Linked DNA regions of Homo sapiens: regions 2 and 3 are each linked to region 1. A link is a loop called in an ENCODE intact Hi-C map of the cell type or tissue named here. Cell type or tissue: dorsolateral prefrontal cortex. All regions are shown on one strand. Each heading gives the region's core, and the rest is flanking DNA. Links, peaks and the distances in the headings are about the cores only. Region 1 overlaps DNAH17 (dynein axonemal heavy chain 17). Region 2 overlaps CYTH1 (cytohesin 1). Region 3 overlaps USP36 (ubiquitin specific peptidase 36).

Region 1 (5,000 bases), core at 1-5,000:
CGGTGCCTGTGGGCTTCTGCCCACTCCCTCCCCAACCTACACCCCTGCCTGTCCCTCTTCACCTAGGAGAGCACACCTCGACTGCCAGGTAGACCACAGCAGAGTGTTGAACCTTCGGTCCTGGAGCCGGGCTCCCAGCCCGCCTGCTCCCTACTTCCCTCCTCCTCCCACATCATCCACTGGGTGCACCTTCAGGGCCCCTCCTCTGAGAGCCACCCCAACCCCCCAACCCTGCTTTCCATCACTGTGTCCCAGGTGCGGTCCTCCCACCCAGGGGAAGACAGAGTGCTTTCTAAGGAGGCCCTCGCCTGCCTCATCCTGGGAGTGTTTTTTTTTTTTTTTTTGAGACAGAGTTTTGTTCTTGTTGCCCAGGCTGGAGTGCAATGGTGCCATCCCGGCTCACTGCAACCTCCGCCTCCCAGGTTCAAGCGATTCTCCTGCCTCAGCCTCCTGAGTAGCTGTGATTACAGGCATGCACCACCACACCGAGCTAATTTTTGTATTTTTAGTAGGGACGGGGTTTCACCATCTTGACCGGGCTGGTCTTGAACTCCTGACCTCAGGTGATCCACCCTCCTCAGCCGCCCAAAGTGCTGACATTACAGAAGTGAGTTACTGTGCCCGGCCATCTTGGGAGCTTTTGATGACTTCTTCCCTCCCCAGCTTGCCCTCTGCCCCTCCCCTCTGCCCACTCCTTGGCACTGGGACGTTGCTGTGGCCGGCCTGGCTCACTGCAGCCACTCACTTTCACCTGGGCCACGTACCTGAATAAGGCTTTTAGGTTCTCAGGCAGCTCCGCGCGTCCGGCGTACCCAGGGTTCATGGTGATGAAGATACCGACGGTGGGAATGAGGCCTATGATCTCTCCCAGGAAATTGAATGCTTTTTTCTTGGCCCGAATTGCATCCTGGACACATTTTACCTGCACGGTTGGTGACACAGACATGTTAGCATGGAAATGGCCAGCTTCCACACACCAGAGAGGCCTTCACATATGTTAAAGCATGAGGCTGCGAATTTGCGCCTGCAAATTCAAACCTCCTAGTTTATTTTTTAAATTAAGCCTTTTATTTTTGAGAAAGTTGTAGATTTGCATGCCATGTAGGAAATAATACAGAGGGCCAGGCACAGTGGCTCACACCTGTAATCCCAGCACTTTGGGAGGCTGAGGCTGGAGGATGATTTGAGCCCAGCCTAGGCAACATAGCAAGACCCTGTCTCAATAAAAAATACAAAAGACAGTGATTGGGGGGAAGAAAAAAAAATACAAAGGCAATTCTGTGTACTCTCTGCCCCATGTAGCCTGATGGGAACATCTTGCCTAATAACAGTACCAGTCACAGCGGGGGTGGTGGGCGGGGGGAGGGTGGGCGCGACACTGAGGCCAGCATTGCTGTCACCATGGGGTGACAGCCCTCTTATAGCCACACCCCTTCCCTCTTGCCCCCTTCCCTCCGTTTGACCCCTGGCAACCATGTCCTTTTTTTCTGTGATTTGGTCATTTCATGGATGTTATATAAGTGGAATTGTATCATACACGATCTTCCCAGATGGACTTTTTTTTTTTTTTTTTTTTTTTAAGACTGAGTGTCACTCTGTTGCCCAGGCTGGAGTGCAGTGGTGTGGTCTCGGCTCACTACAACCTCCACCTCCTGGGTTCGCCCCATTCTCCTGCCTCAGCCTCCCGAGTAGCTGGGACTACAGGCGCCCGCCACCACGCCCGGCTAATTTTTTGTATTTTTTAGTAGAGACAGGGTTTCACCATGCTAGCAAGGATGGTCTCGATCTCCTGACCTCGTGATCCGCCCGCCTCGGCCTCCCAAAGTACTGGGATTACAGGCGTGAGCCACCACGCCCGGCCCCCAGATGGACTTTTATCACTCAGCAGAATTCTCTGGAGATGCACCCAGGCTGTTGCAGGAACCAGTAAGTATTTCAACACCTTGTCCCTGCTGAGTTGGGTTCCACTCCCAGCCCTTTTCTGTCCTGTTACTACTCTGGCAATGACCTGTCAGAGGACTGGTTAGCGGCCACCTCCGTATCAGACAGTCTTGAAGGCCAACTGTCAGCTACGAGGTTAAACCTAGAGCATCAGGGGCCGTTGCCTGCTTGAGGTCTCCTCTGGAAACCTGCAGAAGACAGCTGTGTCTCTCCAAGTCACCACTTGAGGGGGCCCAATACTCGCGGTAAAGCTGCTCCCAGCACCTGCCTTTCCCTGTCTTCCCCAGGACAGCCAAGTCCTGGTGCCCTGGTGATCCCAGACACCCCCATGCCCAGTCTGCTGAGCGTGCAGCTTGTCCCCTGGCAGGACTGGGGCCTTTCGGAACAGCACCGCTTCCAGCTAGGCCAAGCCTCTCCTGTGGTCTCCATTGGAGCCCGTGAACATTCAGTGCCCAGAGTAGGGGCTATATAAATATTCTGGGGTTTGTTCATGGACGTCGGAGGTGCTCAGCAGCTCTGCTCCTGTGCTGGGGGCAAGGGAGAGGGTCCCCACGGTAACAGCCAGCACTGCCCATGGTTTGGGGTCCCCATTCTCTTGGTCATGGGGCCTCCAGCCCTGGGGCTGGGGAATGACTGAGGCAGAGGGAGCATAAGGAGAGGAGGAAGCAGCCACCCCAGGCACCTCTAATCCTGCTGGCAGACCTGTGTCACCAACACCGCCTTACAGGTTAGAAGGTGGAGGCAGAGGGAGTCCACATCACTGCCAAGCCGAGAGTCAGGGGTTAAGTTGGTGTATAAAGCAGGCTCTCAGCCGGGCACAACGGCTCACGCCTGTAATCCCAGCAGTTTGGGAGGCCGAGGTGGGTGGATCACCTGAGGTCAGGAGTTCAAGACCAACCTGACCAACACGGAGAAACCCCATCTCTACTAAAAATACAAAATTAGCCGGGCGTGGTGGTGCACGCCTGCAATCCCAGCTACTCGGGAGGCTGAGGCAGGAGAATTGCTTAAACCCGGGAGGCGGAGGTTCAGTGAACCGAGACTGTGCCATTGCACTCCAGCCTGGGCAACAAGAGTAAAACTCCGTCTCAAAAAAACAAAACATAAATAAATAAATAAATAAATAAATAAATAAATAAATAAAGCAGGCTCTCCACCCAGGTTGTGGGGCTTAAGCAGCCCAGGAGGCATTTGCACGTCCACACCCCACATGCTCCTGGTCTATCCTGTGGTGGGAGGACCTTGACACCGCCAACGCCCTGACTTGCATTTCCTTTTGGAAGAGCACAATTGTCCCAGGCCGCTAGGTCGGCCTCCACTTACCTTAGACAGCCCAGTGCTTCTCAACCCCCAGCATGCGTCAGGATCACCTGAGGCATTTGTTTAAAATGCAGAAATGCTCCTCCTAACAAGTGGGGCCCACGCTGGAGATTTTAACAAGCATCAGTGGGGGTGGGGCGCTGGCCCAGGCTGCTCCCCAATCCGAAGTCCCTGCACCCAGGTCGCCCCAGCCACTCCGCTGCACGCTCTGTGCCCCGGCATGGTTGTTCCCAAAACACACGGGCGCATTTCCTCCCTCCTCCTCTTCCTCCCTCTCCCCCTCCTTTCTTTCTTTCCTGCCATTCCCTTTCAGCACCTCCTATGCCCAGCTCCGCTGATACCAATAACAAAGCACTTTGTCTTTCTTTCCTAAGCAAAATTAATTATTCTCCCACCTGTATTTTGTTACACGTTTGCTACCATACATGTAACCTGTAATCTGATTCTGTTTTCAATGTGTTTGCCTAACCAGGCTTTGGGACCCTGGAGGGCAAGAGCTCAATGGCACCACACCACCCTTCGGTGCTTGGAACGTTGCAGAGAGGCAAGGAGGGTCTATCTGGCGTGTGAGGTCACAGGAAAGCTGACGAGCCAGTCACCCGACGTGACCCCGAGGCCGCAGGCAGGGGACTTTACCTGCACGGCAATCACAGACAAGACTTCCACTGAGATGCGATTAAACTCGTCAAAGCAGCCCCAGGCTCCCGTCTGGGCCAGGCCCTTGTAGATATTTCCACAGGACTGGAAAGGGCGAGATGGAGAAAGGAAGAGCTGGGAGGGTGACAGGGAGGGCGGGCGCTGCAGGGGCCTCCCCCTGCCTCTTCGGCTGTGTTTTCTCTTCCCAAAGCTTGCTCAGGCCCCGGTGCATTGGAGCCTTCCGCAGGCCAGCAGGCAGGTCAGCTTACTGCCCAGGGTAACACCGTGGAGGGCTGGACACGAGGAAGAGCCATCCTTTCACCCTTGCCTCCCAGACCCCAGGATGGGGACTTCCTGGAGTCCCTAATAAGGGGCTCAGACAAGCACATTTAAGTTCTAAACCTTGCATGTTTTCTCAGCCCTTTTCTTTCTTGCGTGGAGAGGAGAGGGAGTCCTCTAAGGCGGGATGGGGGCACGTCTAGCAGGCCGGAGGCTTTCCCTCAAGACATCTGTGTCTCTCTAGGCCCCACCTGGGCCAATCAGAAGGACTCGTCCCATCTACACCTGGGATTCCAGGTGGATGTTAAGTCCCTTCCAGGGAGATCCAACTTCAGATTTCACTTTTCTAAAATCCAGGAGGCGGATGTGGACTGCGTGGCCCTGACAGTGAACATGGGCTGCTGGTCCCATCCTCAGCCTCAGGAGGGGGCCCCCAGATTGTGGGGCTCAGATCCAAGCTGGGGAGGGGAGACCCTCTGCAGGCCTAGGGTCCAAAACTCAGGGTTCCATCCCCCTTGCCTTCCCGTCTTGCAAGAGGCTGCTGCAGCCTGGAGCTCCGAGGTATCCCCTTCCCCTCCCTGGCCTCCTGTGAGCCGACGATGTCCTGTGCAGGCTCTAATGACTGATGGGACCGGGCCAATCCCCTGCTCCCCTCCCAAACCCACCTGGACACTGCTTGTACCCCACCCCATGCTGAACCATGAGGGAGGTGCTCACCCCTGTGCGGAGTCCCCAGTTCGGGGCAATCTTAACAACTGAAATTGAGAGAGGGTCACCTCCAGGGCAGGGGCTGGGGCAGGACATTTGGGGCTGCGTCTGTCCAC
Region 2 (11,144 bases), core at 2,433-7,432, 250 kb after region 1:
CTCAAATGATCCACCCACCTTGGCCTCCCAAAGTGCTGAGATTACAGGCGTGAGCCATTGCACCAGGCCTGGAGCTGCTATCTTCTGATATGCTGCCAACCAGGTCCCCCATCTCCACTCCCCACAGCCTCTGCCTTAAAGGCCCCATCATTCCTTCCACCCACCCATGGCCTCACAGGTCCCCTGCTCCTCCAGACCTTTTGACTTTGAGCTTCTGCTCCCACTATTCAATGCCTCATTCTTGTTATACTTCCAGTTCACATTCTCAAAAGAGGGACTCTGACTGGCTCGTTTAATAGCCATCATCCCTATTGGGCACAGCAGGCCACCTCATAGGCTCCTGGCCAGGCAGCGTCCCTTAAAGCTGGAAGCATGGCAAGGCATACCTGGCTCAACACCACACTGTCATCTCTAGTACAACAATTACCACTGTTTGTTAAAAAAGGAAATAATGAATCTCATGTCTCCAATTCCTTAAAATAGACATTTAACCACTGCATCACCAAATTGTATGTTTCACTCACTCATAAGTGACCATATAATTTATCATCCATATTGAGATATTTTTGAGATTGCAAATGGGTACTATTAATAATTACATCAGGCAGTCAGCATAAACTGGGATTGTCTCTGGGAAACTAAAACATATAATAACCCAACTCATGAGGCATATCTATAACATCAATCCCAAACAGAGTGTTAGATTACTACGTATTTATTTAAATGGAAGCTTTTAAAAAGTTTCAAAGTACACTTTAAAATAACTAAAAAAATAATGGCACATTACAAAACCAGAACAATAATCTAGGGCCTCAGAGCAGTGTCTGAACAAATGATATCGGAAACATACAGGAGCTAGCACAGGCCCTATGAAAAGCAATAAATCAACAAAGTAGAAGAAAACACTCGTTCGTCATTCACATTAAAAAGCACACATTAGGCCATTTTGATGCAAGTGTTGTTGATTCAAGACATTTTATATTTTTAATTAATAAATCCCTTAAATAGATTTTAGCCTCACCCCCTCCAGCAATAGATTAGGTGGGAATACACAAGCATGTAATGGTCTAAAATGTTTCAAAACTAGGCTGGGAGTTGTGGTTCATGTCTGTAATCCCAGCACTTTGGGAGGCCAAGGTGGGAGGACTGCTTGAAGCCAGGAGTTCAAGACCAACCTGGGCAACAAAGCAAGATCCTATTTCTACAAAAAAATTAAATAAATGACAGTAGAAAAAAAAACGTGAATATTTATATAATATTCTAGGGAAGGTTTGTTTTTTGAAAGCATAATACCCATATCAATCATTATCCCAGAGACAGAAACATTCCTAGAGTGGGAGTGTGCAGAAAGGTAAGATAGGCACCACCTATAAAAGTGAGGGCAGAGTTTAGAGAGGACACCAAGGAGTAATAAAGCCCCCCAGACTAGCAACAGGGGCAGCCCCCATCACTGCTAAGTCAAGACGGGGTGCGAGGGCATCATACTGCTGCTAAAAGTGGCAAATGGGAGCTCTCTGGCAAGAGTGTCAGTAGAGGATTCAGCAAGCCTCAGTTACCAGCAGGAGAGAATCACCTTGACTTCACTCTTCTCTCACCCTTGCGTCTCCTGGTCAAACCCAACCAGGAACCACACTCCCTCCAGGACAGCCTCCGGCAGACAGCAGGATGGAGCCGGACAGGAAGTAGAGCTGGAGGCAAAAGGAAGGTGTCGGGTGCAACCCTCAAGCCAGATCCTGGGGGCCAGGTTTCCCACTGTCAGGAAAAGGAATTTGGAAACATGAAAAGGGGGAAGGCTAGAAAGAACCCTAAGGTTGGAATGGAATTGAAGGAGCTGGTATGTTTAATGGTTGCATTATGTATATGTTGTAACTTACTTAACCACTTCTACTGTTGGGCATTAATCTTTTTCTTTCCTTATATCCTGTAAAATGCTGCAACATCCTTGTAACCTTTGCCTCCTCAGCTCCTACTAGTTCCTTAGGCTAAATTTCTCTAAGTGGGCTTAAGAGCTGGTCAAAAGATACGAACTACTTTAAGGCTCACTATACACTGCTATGAAACTGATTTCCAAAATAACTGTTTTCATTTACCAGCTGTCTTCTAACATGCTGCCCTGCTGGGCCAGTGGCTCATGCCTATAATCCCAGGCCTTTAGGAGGCTGAGGTGAGAGGACTGACTGAGCCCAGGAGTTTGAGACTAGCCTGGGAGAGAAGGTGGGACCCTGTCTCTACAAAAAATGTAAAAATTAGCTGGGCGTGGTGGCACATGTCTGTGGTCCCAGCTACTTGGGAGGCTGAGACAGGAAGATCGCTTGAATCTGCAAGGTTGAAGCCACAGTGAGCTATGATTGTGCTGTTGCACTCCAGCCTAGGCAAGAGTGAGACCCTGTCTCAAAAATAAATAGGCCGGGTGTGCTGGCTCACGCCTGTAATTCCAGCACTTTGGGAGGACAAGGTGGGTGGATCACTTGAAGTCAGGAGTTTGAGGCCAGCCTAGCCGACATGGTGAAACCCTGTCTCTACTAAAAATACAAACGTTAGCTGGGCGTGGTGGTGGGCGCACCTGTAATCCCAGCTACTCGGGAGGCTGAGGCAGGAGAATCACTTGAACCTGGGAGGCAGAGGTTGCAGTGAGCTGAGATGGTGCCACTGCACTCCAGCCTGGGAGACAGAGCAAGACTCCATCTCAATAAATAAATAAATAAGTAAAATAAAAAATAAAGTGCTAGCCTAGCCACAGCTAAATGCACAGTGTGGATTATCATTTAAAACACACGCCAACTAGACAGACATAATGTAGTATTTTAATGTCTACGCTTCTGTGGTGTGGTGGTGTCAGAGCTTCTGTTGTATTTATTTAGTGTGGGCATTTGTCCTGTGAGTTACTTAAAAGTATTCCTTGGCACTTAAAAAAAGTAATTGGAAAATGTTGCGTAACTATTTTTGTAGAGACAGAAAGATGTCTATGTTATACTGTTAAATGAAAAAATCATGTAACAAAAATGCATAGACTATAAAAATGAAAAAAGAAATAAGCCAGGAAGAATATATACTAAACACATTAACAATCATTATCTCTGGGCGGTGGGATGGTAGAGAATTCTCCCATCATCTCCGTCCACTCACCAGCCCCTCCTTCTCTGTTCTCGTCCACAGTACACCAGACTCCACACTGGTCTCCAGCCAGCAGTCTTACTTTCCAGCTTCGCTCCCGTGTCATGGCCTCTGAAGCTGTCTACCTAACACAAATCCCAAATCTCAAATCCCTGAAACATGCCCAAATCCTAAACGTTGTGAGTGCCAACATGACACTCAAAGGAAATGCTCACTGGAGCATTTTGGATTTCCAGTTTTCAGGTTAGGGATGCTCTGGCAAGTACAATGCAGGTACTCCAAAATCCAAAAAAATACTGAAATCTAGAACTTGTCTGGTTCCAAGCATTTCAGATAAGAAATACTCAACCCATAGTCCTTTTTGATAGCAGCCTATTCTTGTTTCATTCATTTAATATCTGAGACTCTTAAGTATATACTTTTTAAGGCTTTCTTCTACATGTCCCATGACCTGTTTCCTTAAACTATTTGCTCTTTTGCTTGCTAACACTGAAGATTTTCCTTAAGTCTCTAGCAAGCATAGTCTACTTCTTCTCATTTAAGAGTGACACACTAATAACCTGGTTAAAAGCCGTGTGGTAGGCATGGCCTATAGATTGATGTGTGGCAATGTAATATGATAAGGCAGTAATGTGTAGAGACCCCACATGTGGGGCTCGGTAGCTTATTTTTGCTTAGACTAGTTACCCAAAGAAGTATTCTCCAATCCCCTACCTGGGCTGTGTGGAGTGTAAAACTGACCACCAGTATTTGTGGGGGCTACACTGAGGAAGAAAGGATGGGAATCTCACAGTTAAATATACGGGCTTTTTCGGTGCTGCTTCTTGGTTGGTATTTTTTAAAATAAATATAGATTTTCACTCGCTCTCTGTATCTTCACAGCCTTCTTCAGAAATTAAACCTTCATGTTTACCAGAAGTGCAAGAGAAACTGCCTTGCTGCAGGAGATGGAGAGGAGACCTGGAAATCTTAACTGCCAACAATGAACACTTTCAAACCACCCTCGTTTCCTTATCTCCATTCTCAGAGGTGCTGGGTACCCTGCAGCCTTTCTGGAATTTGGGGGTAAATCATTTTGCTTCCTGGTATCCTCTCTCTGCAGCTTAGACCTTTCCTAACAAGCTGCCAAATGGGAGACAGCTTAGGGCATACAATCACGCAAGTGTCCTCCAAAGTCCCGAAGAACATCTGCAAGGTGGGGTGGAGCATAACAAAGACTTGTCCAGCCTCTGCAGGCAGAAATCCAGACACCTGGACACACTGCACAATTCTTTCAAAGGTTCCTTCTACTTTGGTTACCTAAAAAACATAGAGGTATACTATTTTTGTGTATTGACATAAATGCATCTATTAGACCTTGGGGGAAAAAAGAGTTGATGGCAAAGGATATATGTAATGTGTCAACAAGAATTCAAAGAACTTGCCATTCCTTGACATAGGCTTACCTTGTACCTAGCAAAGCAAGCTATGGGATTTCTGATCACATTTGCTAGTACATACCTTCATGACACAGACTTTTTAGCACTTTTGTTATCAAAAGAAAAACTCAAAACCGATTAGATGTCAAAAAAAAAAAAAAAAAGAAAACCTAAACCATATCCTTTGTTTTATGTACACAATTTGCATTTACTTCAATTTTTGCCTAAGGACCAGTAACTCTTGCAAGAAAAAAAATAAGAGAGGTATGCATCACAAAGACTGATCTTATTTAGTTTCTATCAAGAAAATCCATGACCAGTTCCATAACTTGCCACAAAACTGAAAAACTGTGTGGTTTTGAGTATGTACATTTTGGGGATTTTTCTTTCTGAGAAGGGGGTCAAGAGCATTGGTCAGATGCTCAGAGAGGACCCTTGAGCCAGGACTGCAGTCTCCTGTGCACCGTGGAGCCTGGGAGCATTGGGAAGACCTCGAAGAACTCTGGTTCAAGTAATTGCTACTTTCTGGAGGCAAAAGAACAGTGCCCCTTCAGGACCCACCATCGCCAACCTCACCACAGCCCTCGGAGGCATCTGGAAACATGTCAAAAAGACTTTGGAAAGTATTAATTTGACATATTCATGATGATAAGGTAAACAGAAATAACCTCCTCCATAAAGACAAAGCAGAAACAGCACAATTTACAAGCGAGAAAGAATAAGAAGAAACCTGAAATTGAAATAAACTTCACACTACTCCTAGAAGTGGTTGCTACAGTAGTTTTAAACGCCCTTTAAAATAAAGTCAAAAATACTGAATGTCATAAATTCCATCTGTGCTGCCCTCTGCTGGCTACATGAAAAGATTGTTAAAAGATTGACATAGAAATTGCACCAAAAAATTCCATTACCTGGCTGGGCGCAGTGGCTCACCCCTGTAATCCCGGCGCTTTGGGAGGCCGAGGCGGGTGGATCACAAGGTCAAGAGATCTAGACCATCTTGGCCAACATGGTGAAACCCCGTCTCTACTGAAAATACAAAAATTAGCCAGGCATGGTGGCACACACTTGTAGTCCCAGCTACTCGGGAGGCTGAGGCAAGAGAATTGCTTCAATCCAGGAGGCAGAGGTTGCAGTGAGCCGACATTGTGCTACTGCACTCCAGCCTGCCAACAGAGCGAGACTCTGTCTCAAAAAAAAGAAAAAAAAATTTCATTACCTTTTGAACATATATAGGGAGAGGAGAGGCAATTCATGTTCTACCCAGCGCATGTGCCAGTTCCTATGTGTATATTCACCAGTACTGATTTCCTGAAAGGGCTTTGTTAATATCAACATTGGTTTGCCCTTTGTCCACACACACTGGCTAATTTGAGGGATAGTGATAATAGGCTTCTACTATACAGGCAGACATAGGCAAAAAACTATATACACAATAAATAATAAGTAACATGCTAGAAAGTGATGGGTGCTATGGGGAAAAGAGAAGTATGTGGCAGGGGGTGGGGTCAGGTATTGTTAAGTTTTAAATAAGACGGTCAGAACAGGCATCACTGCAAAGATAAAATTTAAACCTCAGTTACTTCTTCCTCAACTCCTCCAAAAAAATATTCAGGATTCTCTTTTCTAAAATTCTGAGGTATACAAAATACATGTATATTCTTCTCTGAACCTCCTCTATTCCTCACCATGTAGACTAATGAAATTACGCAACACCTGCAAGATTTTATTACAAAGGCCACTTTCCCACAAGGAGACCCGAGCTCCAAGACCCACAGTGACAGTGCGGCGACCGAGTTTCCTACTTCCTCTGTCTTCCTAGGGTAAAAGTATCACTACATGGTAACCTGAGATTCTCTTACTTTCCATCTGAAAGAGCCTAACACTTTTAGAATGCCGACTCTCCCATTTTCTAGCTGCTCTTCACATATTGATTTACTCATCAGAGTAATAATTTGAAAGGCCAGGTGTGATGGCTCGTGCCTATAATCTCAGCACTTTGGAAGGCCGAGGTGAGAGGATCACTTGAGCCCAGGAGTTCAAGACTAGCCTAGACAACATAAACAGACTCCGTCTCTACAGAAAACTAAAAAATTAGCTGGCTGTGGTGGTGCGTGCCTGTAGTCTCAGCTACTTCAGAGGGCGAGGCAGGTGATGACCATCTGGGCTCAGGAGGTCAAGGCTGCAGTGAGCTGTCATCACCCCACTGCACTCCAGTCTTCGTGACAGAGTCAGACTCTGTCTCAAAAATAATAATAATAAAAGTGTACACTGATTTATTAAAAAAAGATTTGACTCTTTACCATGTGTTCATTCTAAATGATGTCTGTTGAACTGTGCCAAGCACTATGTTAGCCAAGAGCTAGACCTACAAAGGTCAAGAAAACAAAGTATCTCCCTCTTCAAAACACAAGAGTTCATTGGAGGACACAGGTAATGGCAGCGCCAAAAAAAAAAAAAAAAAAAAAAAAAGAAAAAACTACATGGCATGCTAAGGATCAGGCTCTGAAGGCCCAGAGTATGCCAGGCTCGTAGAGTAAGAATAGAAAAAGTCCCTGGGAGGGGTGGGAAGATAGTGGCACAGGTATACTAACGAGGGGAGTGACTTTTAAGAAAATGCACACTCTCAGCAGCATTCTCTGGTATTTAGGAAGAGATCTGGGGAGACTCAAATACTGCACTGCGGTCCCAATCTTGAAGGATCTAGAGGTCAACATCTGCGGGGAGGAGGCACTGTCTGGGAGAGGCAGGACATTTTTAGAGAATACTATTCAGTGATTTTAGCATGTTCACAAAGTTATGCAACCACCACCACTATCTAATTCTAGAACATTTTCATCATCCCCAAAAGAAAACCCCATACCCCATAGGAGTCACCCCCATTCCCGCATCCCCAAACCCCTGACAACCACTAATCTACTTTCTGCCTCTACAGATTTGCCTAATACATGGCCTTGTGTGACTGGTTTCTTTCACCTGGCACAATGTTTTCTATGTTCAGCCATGTTGCAGCATGTGTCAGAACTTCATTCCTTTTTATGACTAAAGAATCTTCCCTTGTAGGGACAGACTTCATCTTCTTTACCCACTCATGAGCTGATGGCATCTGGTTGTTTCCACTTTGGGGTTCTTATGAAAACTGCTGCTATAAGCACGTAAAATTTTGTGTTGTATAGGATCTTTAAAACTATATCTATGTTCCACTTTGATTAAAATAAATTTCACAGTATTTTTGGCCCTTGAGCCCCTATGCTCGGGTCCACTCTCACACTGTGGAGTGTACTTTCATTTTCAATAAATCTCTGTTTTTGTTGCTTCATTCAAAAAAACAAAATAAAATAAATTTCACAATATTTTCTACTTTTCTGAACCCTACCCATTATTCAAAGTCCAGCTCTGCAGCCTCCTCCCATCACATGGCTCTCTCACTGTCCGCCACTGCACCCCACACACCGGAAACAAACTAAAGATGCTGACCCACATTTGTGGTAAGTTTCACCTCTAAACATTCTCTGATTCTGAGAGCTACGAGTCCTATCATCAAAAATGAAAACTCTATGGAACCAGCTTGGCGTGGTTTTACTGGATCACTGAGTAGTCATGCCAGGTGTCCCGTCAGCTGGTGTAAGTATTGATCATCCTGCTGTGTGATTAACAAATAGTTTCAACACAGTCCTGGGTCAAAGGAAAATGTTTACACATCCAACAGGCCCAGGTTACTGTAGGGGACAACAATGCCTAGGTTATCAGGAAAGCTCACTGTTTAACTGGATTCAAGGAATAAATTATAAGCACCAGCCATTTAATGATAAATACAATTGATCTTTCTAGTACTTTTATTACTTGAGAGAATACAGGAGAATTGTCTGAAGAAGGGGGTAAGGGAGATTATTCAATTAATTCATTGGGTTTTCTGTATACTTCTAAACCAAATTCAGTTAGGAATTTTTACCAAAAAATTCCAGCCTTAATTCAAGGATGTTTATGAAAGCAAAGTTCTCTGATCAAATAAGAGTAAGTAAAAACGGGTGGGCGGGAGGAGTGTGCTTGCTTTTGTCCCTTGTTGCTTTGGAGATCTACTTTGATACAGGAGCACTGCAGATCCCCTTCCTGTTTCCTTTGCTCTCCTGCCTTACTAATTATATATCACCCCTTCCTTGCAAAACCACAAGACCAAATGTTACAAGTTACAAAATTGGTGTACTCCACCCATCCTTTACTCAGCTGACACAGAGCAAACTGAACCAGCGCGGTCCTGCCACAGCCCTGAAGACGGAACCATCACATGACAGAGGAGCTTGCGAGAAGGGCCCAACACACCCACATACTGTGTGAGGCAGAGCAAAGGTGGCAGCAGTAAGACCACCAAGGTCAGCCAGTCCAAACTTCTTGATACCTGTTATTGATTTAAAAACAAACTAGGCCAGGCATAGTGGCTCAGACCTGTAATCCCAGCACTTTGGGAGGCCAAGGTGGGAGGATCACTTGAGCCCAAAAGTCTGAGACCAGCCAGCACTTTGGGAGGCGAAGGCAGGCAGATCACCTGTGGTCAGGAGTTCAAGACCAGCCTGGTCAACATGGCGAAACCCCGTCTCCACTAAAAATATAAAAATTAGCCAGGCATGGTGGTAGGCACCTGTAATCCCAGCTACTCGGGAGGCTGAGACAGGAGAATTGCTTGAACCCAGGAGTCAGAGGTTGCAGTGAGCAGAGATTGTGCCATTGCACCCCAGTCTGGGTGACAGATTGAGACTCCATCCCCCCTACAAAAAAAAATTTAAAAATTAGCCAAGTTTGGTGGGTGTGCCTGTGGTCCCAGCTACTCAGGAGATTGAGGTGGGAGGATTGCTTGAGCCCACAGGTCAAGGCTGCAGTAAGCTATGATCATGCCATTATATTCCAGCCTGGGTGACAAATTGAGATCCCTGTCTCAAAAAAATAATAATAACAAATAAAAATAAAAAAATAAAAAAAAACCTAACTAAGCAGAAACCATTGTTTAAAATCTAATTATCTTGCTTTAGAAGGCAGGTGGTTTCAGAAAAAAAGAACTCTAAAACAATCTATTTTTGAAGTGTTTTTTTCCCAAGATTTTCTCCAAGCTTTTACTTAATACATTGTTCAGATGTTTCTCTGCCCTAAAAAAAAAATTCCCTTACAGTTCAAAAAATATTCCTAACAGGTTTAGAAGCAGTCCTCAAATTGCAGAAACTACTATTACCCAAAGAAATACCAAGTGCTCCTAAAATAATACCACATACTTATTCCACAAAATATTTCTTAGCCTGCTCCCTCTGGGTCTGAAAAGGATAGCAAATCAATGGCCAGGGGGTGAGAATATGCTTCTCCACGTGCCCAGAAGGAAGGGAACATGAGATATGGGTGCACAGAGTGGCATCAGCTACGGGAAGCTCATGTGGCATCCAGGCAAGTAATTCAGTGGCCTCCACTAGCACATCAGCAGCAGAGATGCAGAAAAACAGATTACTTCAAGATGCGTTTTGGAAGTAGAATAAACCATACTACTAATGAACTGGATAGGCAGAACAAGAGAAAGGGAAGGCTGATATCAAAACATTCAAAACATTTGATGGGAACACCTATGTGAGCGGATATGCTATTTCTCAGGTGGGGTGAATAAAGAGGGACACAGCACCAGGGGCTCTGCTGTGGCCATGCCAACTGTGAGAGACCCTGTAGGTATCCCCCAGGAGATGTCAAATGTGGCACTGGGATGTCACAGCCTGAAGTTTAGGGGTAGGAAGAGGGCTAAGCTATAGCTGATTCTTGCTATTCAAAGTAGTTATTGTTTAAAAAGTTGTTGCTGTTGCCGGGCACAGTGGCTCATGCCTGTAATCCCAGCACTTTGGGAGGCCTAGGCGGGTGGATCACGAGGTCAGAGTTCGAGACCAGCCTGGCCAGCATGGTGAAACCCCATCTCTATGAAAAATACAAAAATTAGATGGGTGAGGTGGTGGGCGCCTGTAATCCCAGCTACAGCTACAGGCAGGGAGTATTGCTTGAACCCGGGAGGTGGAGGTTGCAGTGAGCCGAGATCACACCAATGCGCTCCAGACTGGGCGAGAGAGCGAGACTCCATCTCAAAAAAAAAAAAAACAAAAATAGTCATTGCTAACACTGAATTGGAAAAGACTAAACCGTTGCTCCTAGGGGAAATACAGGTTAGGTTCCTACAGACCTCTGGTCACACTTTTGTCAACTGAACAATACATAACCTTGTTTATATGGGTTTCTGTTTAAAGATGGCTTATTTAATATATATTGTTGTGTTTTGTTTTGTTTAAGACAGGGTCTCACTCTGTCACCCAGGCTGGAGTCCAGTGGTGACATCCTGGCTCACTGCAACCTCTACCTCCCAGACTCAAGCAATCCTCCCACCTTAGCCACCTGAATAGCTGGAACCATGGGCGCATGGCGGGGGGACATGGGCTCTATTTTTAGTAGACACAGGGTTTCGTCGTGTTGCCCAGGCTGGTCTCAAACCCCTGGGCTCAAGCAATCCACCTGCCTCAGCCTCCCACAGTGCTGGGATTACAGATGTGAGCCACCATGCCCAGCCAACTGTTGATTCATTAACATTGAACTCATGGC
Region 3 (8,147 bases), core at 1-5,000, 300 kb after region 1:
CACTACTATGAGGGCATTTGTCTTTTTCCTGAAAATATCACCTTCTCTGAGGATTTCCTGTATTTATTAAGTTACAAGTTGGCAGGCACAGCTTGAGCAACATAGAAAAGTAATCTTCTTGAGTTATACAATCATTTAAATTCCAAAGCACTCACAAAATTGAGCAAACAAAGCCACTATTTGCATATTTGGGAAAGGAAACATATTGCTAATGGAAGCCACAGGACTGGTCAAAAATAAATGTTTTGTATTAAGTAGTAAAATAAATGGAGAATTCTACCCCAAAGCCTCCACCTCAGTGAAGACCTGCGGGTTATTGCAGCTGCAAGGGAAGCTACAGCACAGTCGTCTCAGAATAAACAGCAGCCTGGAAAGCAGATGTATTCGCAGGTATCGAGGGCTCCTCCGACCCCAAATAGCCTCTGCTCTCCAGGACAGTTGAGAGCTACTCACAAGGAAGGGGTGCACAGTAGGGCCACCCTCTCGAGTTCCATAAAAGGGAGAGGTGGCTGGGTGGGGTCACCTCTTCCTTTCTGAGGACAGGTAAGGCCAACAGATGAAGGGGTCCCGCTGAGGAAGCAGGGGAGGGCGGGCTCGGACACAACGGTGGCGTCAGCCCCGAGAAGCAAGGGATGGCTTGCCCAGAGCCACCAGCTATGCACCGGGAGACCACCTGGGGGACATGTGGCCACCATCCCCCACTCTCCTGATAGCCCCAACCAGGGGCAGCAGCCTCTGCCAGCACAGACCACTGTCTATGAAACATGAGAAGGCACAGCCTGGCAAAGATGTCCAGCAGGTGTGCGGCCACCTCTGCTCACACACACACTGTCGTTTCTCTTGCAGGGCTGGTCGGGAATGTCACCAAAGAGGTTCCGATCTAGAGAAGCCTCAAAGCCTCTGTGTTGGGCGGTCTGTGGACACTGGTACCGGGAGAGCTCCTACCGTGACAGGCTCCCAGCGCAGCAGAGCCCACACAGAGAGCTCCCTCAGATCCAGACCGACAGCTCCCGGGAAGGGACGCCTTGTCTCCAGGAGGCTGCAGAACAAACCACGGTAGTCCTGACAGAGAGAAACGAGACCCGAATCTTCCCACTGCCACCCTCGGGTATGAGTCCAACCTAGGAACCCAATGCATGGCATCTCGATGCGGCTGGCAAGAAGTCACCCTTCTGCAAGTGACTGGGACACATGCCAGATATACACACAACCCACATCCCACACACACCCCACACATGCCCTTCTCCAAGTGACCAGAACACATGCCACAGATGCCAGGTGTACACACCCCACACCCAACACACACTACACACACCCCCTTATACACACGCATCCCACACACACCCCCTTATACACACGCATCCCACACACACCCTTCTCCAAGTGACTAGGACACACACCACAGACGCGCCCACACCACACACACCACCCAACACACATGTGCCAGATACACAGCCCACATACATCATACACACACGCCACACCCCACCACACCCCTACACACATACACGGCACACACACCCCCACCTCACCCTTACACCCACCCCCTCGGAACCGACCTCCTTCCACAGGGGCACAGTCAGCGGCGATAGCTGAGGCTGGCAGCCTTTGCTGGGTGAGTCACAGACCAGAAGTTCCGTCGAGTCTGAAGTTTCTGGAAGGCGTTGAAGTTTCTCCTCTTCTCTCTCTTAAATTTTTTAATTTTCTTTTCCTAGACCAAGAATCACAGGCATCACAGTTCCCAAAAACGGCTCTTTCCTGGCCCACGGGGCTCCATGCTGCATGCAGGTCCTGCACACAGGCCGGGCTCTCATGAGCTCTCTGGAGACCCACTCTTCACAATGACCCCTGTGCACGGCGACCTGCAGTCCCCCTATTGACAAAGGGGCGGAAGCTGCGAGGATGCATGCCCTGTCCATGGCCACACGCCCGGACAGGCCTGGGCAGCCTGGCTCTTCTCATGCTCGGCCGCTTCATGCCACTGCCGCCACCTCCAACTGCCCCGGCTCTGAGCTGAGCCACGCCGCCCTGCTCCCTCAAGCCTGTGGTCAGCATCACACATCATACCTTCCCTCGGTCAAACTCTTCGTCCCAGTCATCAACCACGGTCTCAGTCCGGGCCTGTCTGCTGTCTTCAATAGCATCCTGACTGACCGCCGACATCTTGCCATCCCAGGTCAGAACTACCAGGCAGACACGGGGGTCAGCACGAGTGCAGGTTCCCAGGTCCCCTGTGGCTTCACTTCAAGAGTGTCATTTACCAACTAGTCTACTCATAATTAGTCAACAATTTTGAGTGCCACCTTGTGGTGAAGAGAAGGACAAGAGGAGGACGGCTCGACGCCCATGTGTGGTCGGTCAGCATGGAACCCCCAGCGATGCCCTCTTAGCTAAACCCTAAACCACAGCCAAAGAGTTCAGTTCTTTCTAAACCCATGCCCTCGTCTGAGGAACAAAGATGTCATGTTTGGTCTCGAAGTCTGAATAAAAACATGCTCTGAGCAAGAAGTGACATTACCCAGGTTGGAAGAGCTTCGTCACTCTGCCCCTTCCCTACCCAAGACACAGCATGTGTGGGGCTCCTCACCCTGCCCCAACCCTCAGAAGCAGCTGTTCTGGATCCTGCCACGGACAGAAGCCACCTTCGTGCCACGGCTGAGGGTTTAAAGAGGACTCCAGCCAGTGTTGAGATTCCTCTTCCCATTCTCAAAGCCGAGCGATGCCCGCCCGCCACACTCACAGTGCACCAGGATCCATTCCACACCCTTCCCTCCTACAAAACCAACCAATGAAAGGCAAACAGAAGTCCTGTCTCCAAATCAGTACCTTTTCTCCCGTAAGCTTTATCAGATGAGTATTTGAGCAGTTCCTGGACCACATCAGACTCCCGCTCTCCATTCCAAGACACAGGAGGGGCCTGGCTCAGCCCTGCAATCGGAGCAGCCAAGAAACATTTACAGACGTTTAAAATAACCCACTGGGGAAGCAATCGCACACCTTAAATTATAAAACAACTTACAGTAAGTGGATGCTTGCCTTTTTTTTTTTTTTTTTTTTTTTTTTTTAAAGACAGGGTCTCACTATGTTTCCTAGGTTGGTCTCAAACTCCTTGGGACTCCCACTGGCCTCCCAAGGTGCTGGGATTACAGGCATGAGCCATGGCGCCCAGCCTAAATGCTTATTTACTAATGCTTACATGCTTAATTTACTAATGACCTGACACAATAGAGAAGGCTGTTGTCCAAGTCAATTCATGAGAAAGAAAACATGGAAAATAACAAAAAGCTAAAAACCAAAAAAAAAAAAACCCTCCAAAACCCCTTTAACCAGTAGTGTTAAGTCCTCAGTCTGACAGAAGGAGAGAAGAGAACTAGATCTAAATGGAATCCACCTCACCTACGGGAGAGGCCCATGCCCCAGGACCAGCCTGACACCTGGATGGCCACAGGGGTGGAGGGAACGGCCAAGCTTGGCTGCTGCCATCAGGGGCCCGACCTCCTAAGCCCTGTCCAGGGGGAACCTGGTCCCCATCAGCAACACCGCACAGGTCCACCCAGCACCTCGGGACCAGGACAGCACTCACCACCCTCATCGGGTTCTAGAAACCCTTTCTGAACTCGTCCTCTGCCCAGCTAGCCACATAGCCCCTGGAATATACTCACCTCCCTTCACACAAATCTGACCTCATTTCTCCCTGCCTCCAATTCCTCAGTGAGCTCCAGGCTAAGTGTCCCCTGCCCCCACACAGTGGCTTCCATGGTTCCCATCTCATCCACACAGCCCAGGGACCCGGCCATGCAGAGCAGCCTGCCTGCTCCCAACGTGCTGCGCCTCCTGCCCTTGGGTCTGGTGCCCTGCCCATTTAGCCACTCTCCTCAGGTGCACAGGACTGCAAGAGCCCATGCGGCCCCCAGCGCCTCCTTGCTGAGCATGAGCCCTTACTGTGTGGTTCTGGCTCTGCCAGGGAGCCCCGAGGGCCCAGGGCGCACTTCAGTAGACACAACCAGCACCTGGCATGGACCCTGGCGCACCGCAAGTGCTCAAGTGATGTCCCTTGCACTAACAAGCCAACTCCACTTCGCTCCGAGGGTGGCACGGAGCACAGCTCTGGTGCCATGTTAGGGCAGTATTTTTTTTTTTTTTTTTTTTTTTTTGAGACGGAGTCTCACTCTGTCACCCAGGCTGGAGTGCAGTGGCGCAATCTCGGCTCACTGCAAGCTCCGCCTCCTGGGTTCACACCATTCTCCTGCCTCAGCCTCCCGAGTAGCTGGGACTAGAGGCGCCCGCCACCATGCCTGGCTAACTTTTTGTATTTTTAGTAGAGACGGGGTTTCACCGTGTCAGCCAGGATGGTCTCGATCTCCTAACCTTGTGATCCGCCCGCCTCGGCCTCCCAAAGTGTTGGGATTACAGGCGTGAGCCACCACCCCCGGCCAGGGCAGTACTTCTGAGAGCATGCTGGCCAGCAAACTCAGTCGGCACTAGCTAGCACCCACGTTTTGCTATTTATTTCATACCATTTCATTTTTAACGATAAATTCCTTTCTTAAGAGTTGGATAAATACAAATCAGTCTCTAAGGTCCTGCTGACCCCCAGATGCACTGCCATAATCAGACCTTCCAGACTGCAGAGGAGGCCTCACTCAAGCTCGGCCCCCTATACCAAGCAGCCAGGACTTTCTCTCCCCTTCACTTAACAAATGTGTTCTGTGGCGGGTGCCTGCCAAGGCATGCCCCAGCCAGCCCTAAAGAAAACAAAACACCCTCCGATTGAGGGGTGGTGCCCAAGGACAGCCACAGCACACAGGTCCCCAACAGCAAGCAAACCGTGCTATGTTCTGAATGGCCCAGCTACATAGAGGGAGAGGAGGATTCACTTTTGAACCCAACTCTTCTAAATTCAACCATCACAGAAAAAAACTCAGGCTGGGAGTTCAGGGAGTCATTCCGTGAGAAGCTGTAGACAGAACAGCTTTGAATCGGAAGACCCACTGGCATTCACAGAATGTTTTAAAGTTCATGTGCACTGTAACCTCTCTCATGGGGCTGTTTCAGTCAAATGCTGTGACACATGAGGAAGCTTCAACCCCATCACCCAAGGGAGCAGACTCGGGGGTGGGGGGTGAAGGTTGGTAGGGTCCCAGGGCCCTCCACATCTTCTCCCAGACCCTCCCAAGCTCAGATGCAGTAGACGCTGCTCTCAGCCTGTGCACTCCCCAATACCCCCTCACCCGGTGCACACCCACGCGGTCCCCCACCCCCTTGCCCGGTGCACACCCACGCGGTCCCCCAACCCCTCGCCTGGTGCACACCCACGCGGTCCCCCACCCCCTCGCCCGGTGCACACCCACGCGGTCCAACCCCTCGCCCAGTGCACGCCCATGCGGTCCCCCAACCCCTCGCCCGGTGCACACCCATGCGGTCCCCCAACCCCTCGCCCGGTGCACACCCATGCGGTTCCCACCCCCTCGCCCGGTGCATACCCATGCGGTCCCCAGGACACCAGCCATTCGCGGATGGTGCGCAGCTGCTGGACTCGGGGACAACAGCATCTTGGGGCTTGGCACTCCTTGGGCATTTGAGATGCCCATCCTCTTCTACTGCCCGCTGTGTCTCCTGCTTTCTTTTTTTCTTTTTCTTTTTCCTTGGAGACTCTTCCATGGCCTCTGGATCACCATCACCCATGGGAGAGCAGCTGCTTGGAAGTGAGAGGCAGCAGTCAGCTCTGAGCAAATTGGAAGGGGAGCAGGAGCGCACAGACACCCGCCTGCAACATGGAGAAGGTGCCACCCCAGCTGTGACCCAGTGCACGCAGGTCCCTGCAACATTCTTCCCCCCACACGCATTAGCGGACGCTCCACACGCAGCCACGGAGACAGTAGAGGGAAAACCAGTCGCGTTTCCCATCCTAACTGAGCCAAGCCTGTTGACGCCAATGTGCAGGCTACTGTGACCTGATGAAACGGCAGATCCTGGCCTGGCCCGGGACACCTGATCCAGCATCCTTGAACGGCCCTGCACATACAATGATGGACACTACTGTCCACACCACTGTCGCTTCAAGGATCAATCCACTGGTATTTATCAGAGGAGATATTTTTTCTTTTTTCTTTTTTTTTAGACAGGGTTTAGCTGTCACCCAGGCTGTAGTGCAGTGACGCGATCTCAGCTCACTGCAACCTCCACCTCCTGGGCTCAAACCATCCTCCCACCTCAGCCTCCTGAGTAGCTGGGACTATAGGTGCATGCCACCATGCCCAACCAATTTTTGTTTTTGGTAGAGAAAGGGCTTTTCCATATTGCCTAGGCTGGTCTCAAACTCCTGGGTTGAAGTGATCCACCCGCCTCAGCCTCCCAAAGTGCTAGGATTACAGGTGTGAGCCACCACACCCAGCCAGAGGAGACATCTGATCACAAATCCACATTTTAGAAAACCACGCAAGCAGACTACGTTTCCAGACCATACCTACTTGGGGGTAGATTCTGTGGTTTTGCTTTGTTTCTCGTCAGAGGTAGACAGATGCCACTTTGCTCCTGCCCTTACCTGTGCCGAAGTGGGTCCTGGTGCAGGCCGCCTTCTTCACCAAGACCTTCTGCTCCTTTCCTCCTCCGCTTCCTGCTGCTCGCGTGGTGGCCGTCCGTAACACATCCCACCTGCTGGCCATTCACCTGTGGCTGTGTGCCATCTTCCTGCCGTCTGACAGCGGGCAGCTGTGCCTGGCCCTCCCTCCTGTACATGGGGCTCCCAGGCTGTCTCTGTGTCTGCCCCTCCTGCAGGGCGCTGGCAGCTGTGTCCTCCGGGCGCTTCTTCTTCTTCCTCTTCCTCTTCCCGTGGGGAGCCGCAGTGGCCTCCCTGATGTGCTGTGGGAGGCGCGTCTCTGAGCCCAGCCTCTGCGGCTCTCCCACAAAGGTCTTTTTCCTCTTCTCAGAGGGGCTCTGGGGGGGCTCACTGGCCTCTGGCAACTGGTGTGGAAGAGACACAAGGTCCTCGTTGACCTGAGGCAGCGCCGTCGAGATGGAGGAGCAGCTCCGTGGTTCTGACGTCCCTGGGGGCTTGGGGGTACTGGACAGCAATGTGGGGTGGGGGCTGAAGGGGGGTTGCAGGCGGCTGGATGATTGGGGAGCAGGTGACACAGCCCTGTGGGGACAGCCAGGAAACAGGGAGAGGATGTTCTGAAAGACCCAGCAGAGCTGTTCCTTCTGTCTACCCTCACTCCCCTCCCTTTCACCTAAAAATCTGAAAAGGCTTTTACCCTGTAGTTTTCAGATACACATTAAGTTACATGTATGTTTGAAAGAAAGCTAACAATTAATTCAACATCTATTTAAATGCAAAGTTGGCCAGGTACAGTGGCTCATGCCTATAATTCCAGCACTTTGGGAAGCCAAGGTGGCTGGATCACCTGAGGTCAGAAGTTTGAGACCAGCCTAGCCAACATGGTGAAACCCCATCTCTACTAAAAATACAAAATTAGCCGGGCGTGGTGGCACACGCCTGTAATCTCAGCTAGTCAGGAGACTGAGGCAGGAGAATCGCTTGAACCTGGGAGGTGGAGGTTGCAGTGAGCCGAATCGCGCCACTGCACTCCAGCCTGGGCGACAAAGCAAGACTCCGTCTCAAAAAAAAAAAAAACCAAAAAAACAAAAACAAAAACAAAAAAAAAAAAACAAAGTTACCTAGGTGGTGGGTTGATAGGTGCAGCAAACCACCATGGCACCTCTGTAACAAACCTTTACATCCTGCACATGTACCCTGGAACTTAAAATAACTGATCCCTGAGATTTAAAAAAAAAAAAAAAAAAAAAAAAAAAAGCAAGCCAACACGTGATTTTAAAAGTCAAAAAAAAAATTTTTTTTTTTTTAAAAGGCAAAGTTAATAAGAATTGTTCCATGCCTTAGTTTCTTGTCACCAAGCAATTCAAGTATTTTTGCGAGCTCTAATGTAAAAACATCTTTAATACAAATGTGTTAAGGGAGGAAACCTTCACGAAACAATAAATGGTAAGGAAAAAAAAGATCCCGTGAGGATTTATTTTCCAACCTCCGAAAGTCTCAGGGTGTTCCCGGGCAGGAAATGAGCCTCATAAGGAAAGCAAGTGTTGAGCTGGCCTAATGACACCTCCACATTACCGTCATTAGGACGCTG

The links. A loop is a pair of places that touch in the nucleus more often than their neighbours do. Peaks named below come from ENCODE experiments on the same cell type or tissue, not always from the same donor. Only the 100,000 strongest peaks of a DNase experiment are listed, where the experiment ranks them.
Region 2: a loop joins it to region 1, with 4 times the contacts of the local background. A loop is called at or near these places in 39 of 110 quality-filtered maps.
Region 3: it touches region 1 in a loop (4-fold over the local background); 60 of 110 quality-filtered maps call a loop at or near these places.

The regions. Positions count from the first base shown.
Region 1 is chr17:78,495,111-78,500,110 of GRCh38, forward strand. It overlaps DNAH17 (dynein axonemal heavy chain 17), which reads right to left. Exons shown (of 81, transcript NM_173628.4): 37 at 3,898-4,002; 38 at 765-922. DNAH17-AS1 (DNAH17 antisense RNA 1) reads left to right here. Exons shown (of 6, transcript NR_102401.1): 5 at 1,746-1,926; 6 at 3,734-5,000. Among named protein-coding and RNA genes, the nearest start is that of DNAH17-AS1, 13 kb to the left of the region's middle. RefSeq lists enhancers at 2,280-2,828, 2,829-3,377. In dorsolateral prefrontal cortex, for the core only: CTCF peaks have their summits at 2,156 and 2,356; a DNase peak (open chromatin) is centred at 2,171; H3K4me3 peaks cover 915 bases; H3K27ac peaks cover 2,898 bases.
Region 2 is chr17:78,740,167-78,751,310 of GRCh38, forward strand. The region is part of intron 1 of CYTH1 (cytohesin 1); the gene reads right to left. Among named protein-coding and RNA genes, the nearest start is that of CYTH1, 37 kb to the right of the region's middle. RefSeq lists enhancers at 8,748-8,807, 8,868-8,937. In dorsolateral prefrontal cortex, for the core only: CTCF peaks have their summits at 5,382 (motif pointing left) and 5,583; no DNase peak of the experiment used is centred there; H3K27ac peaks cover 864 bases.
Region 3 is chr17:78,796,841-78,804,987 of GRCh38, forward strand. It overlaps USP36 (ubiquitin specific peptidase 36), which reads right to left. Exons shown (of 21, transcript NM_001385174.1): 16 at 6,545-7,138; 17 at 5,484-5,695; 18 at 2,827-2,928; 19 at 2,068-2,183; 20 at 1,560-1,711; 21 at 1-1,039. The coding sequence ends at 1,580. Among named protein-coding and RNA genes, the nearest start is that of CYTH1, 19 kb to the left of the region's middle. In dorsolateral prefrontal cortex, for the core only: a CTCF peak has its summit at 2,309 (motif pointing left); DNase peaks (open chromatin) are centred at 1,092, 1,869, 2,298 and 3,986; H3K27ac peaks cover 3,310 bases.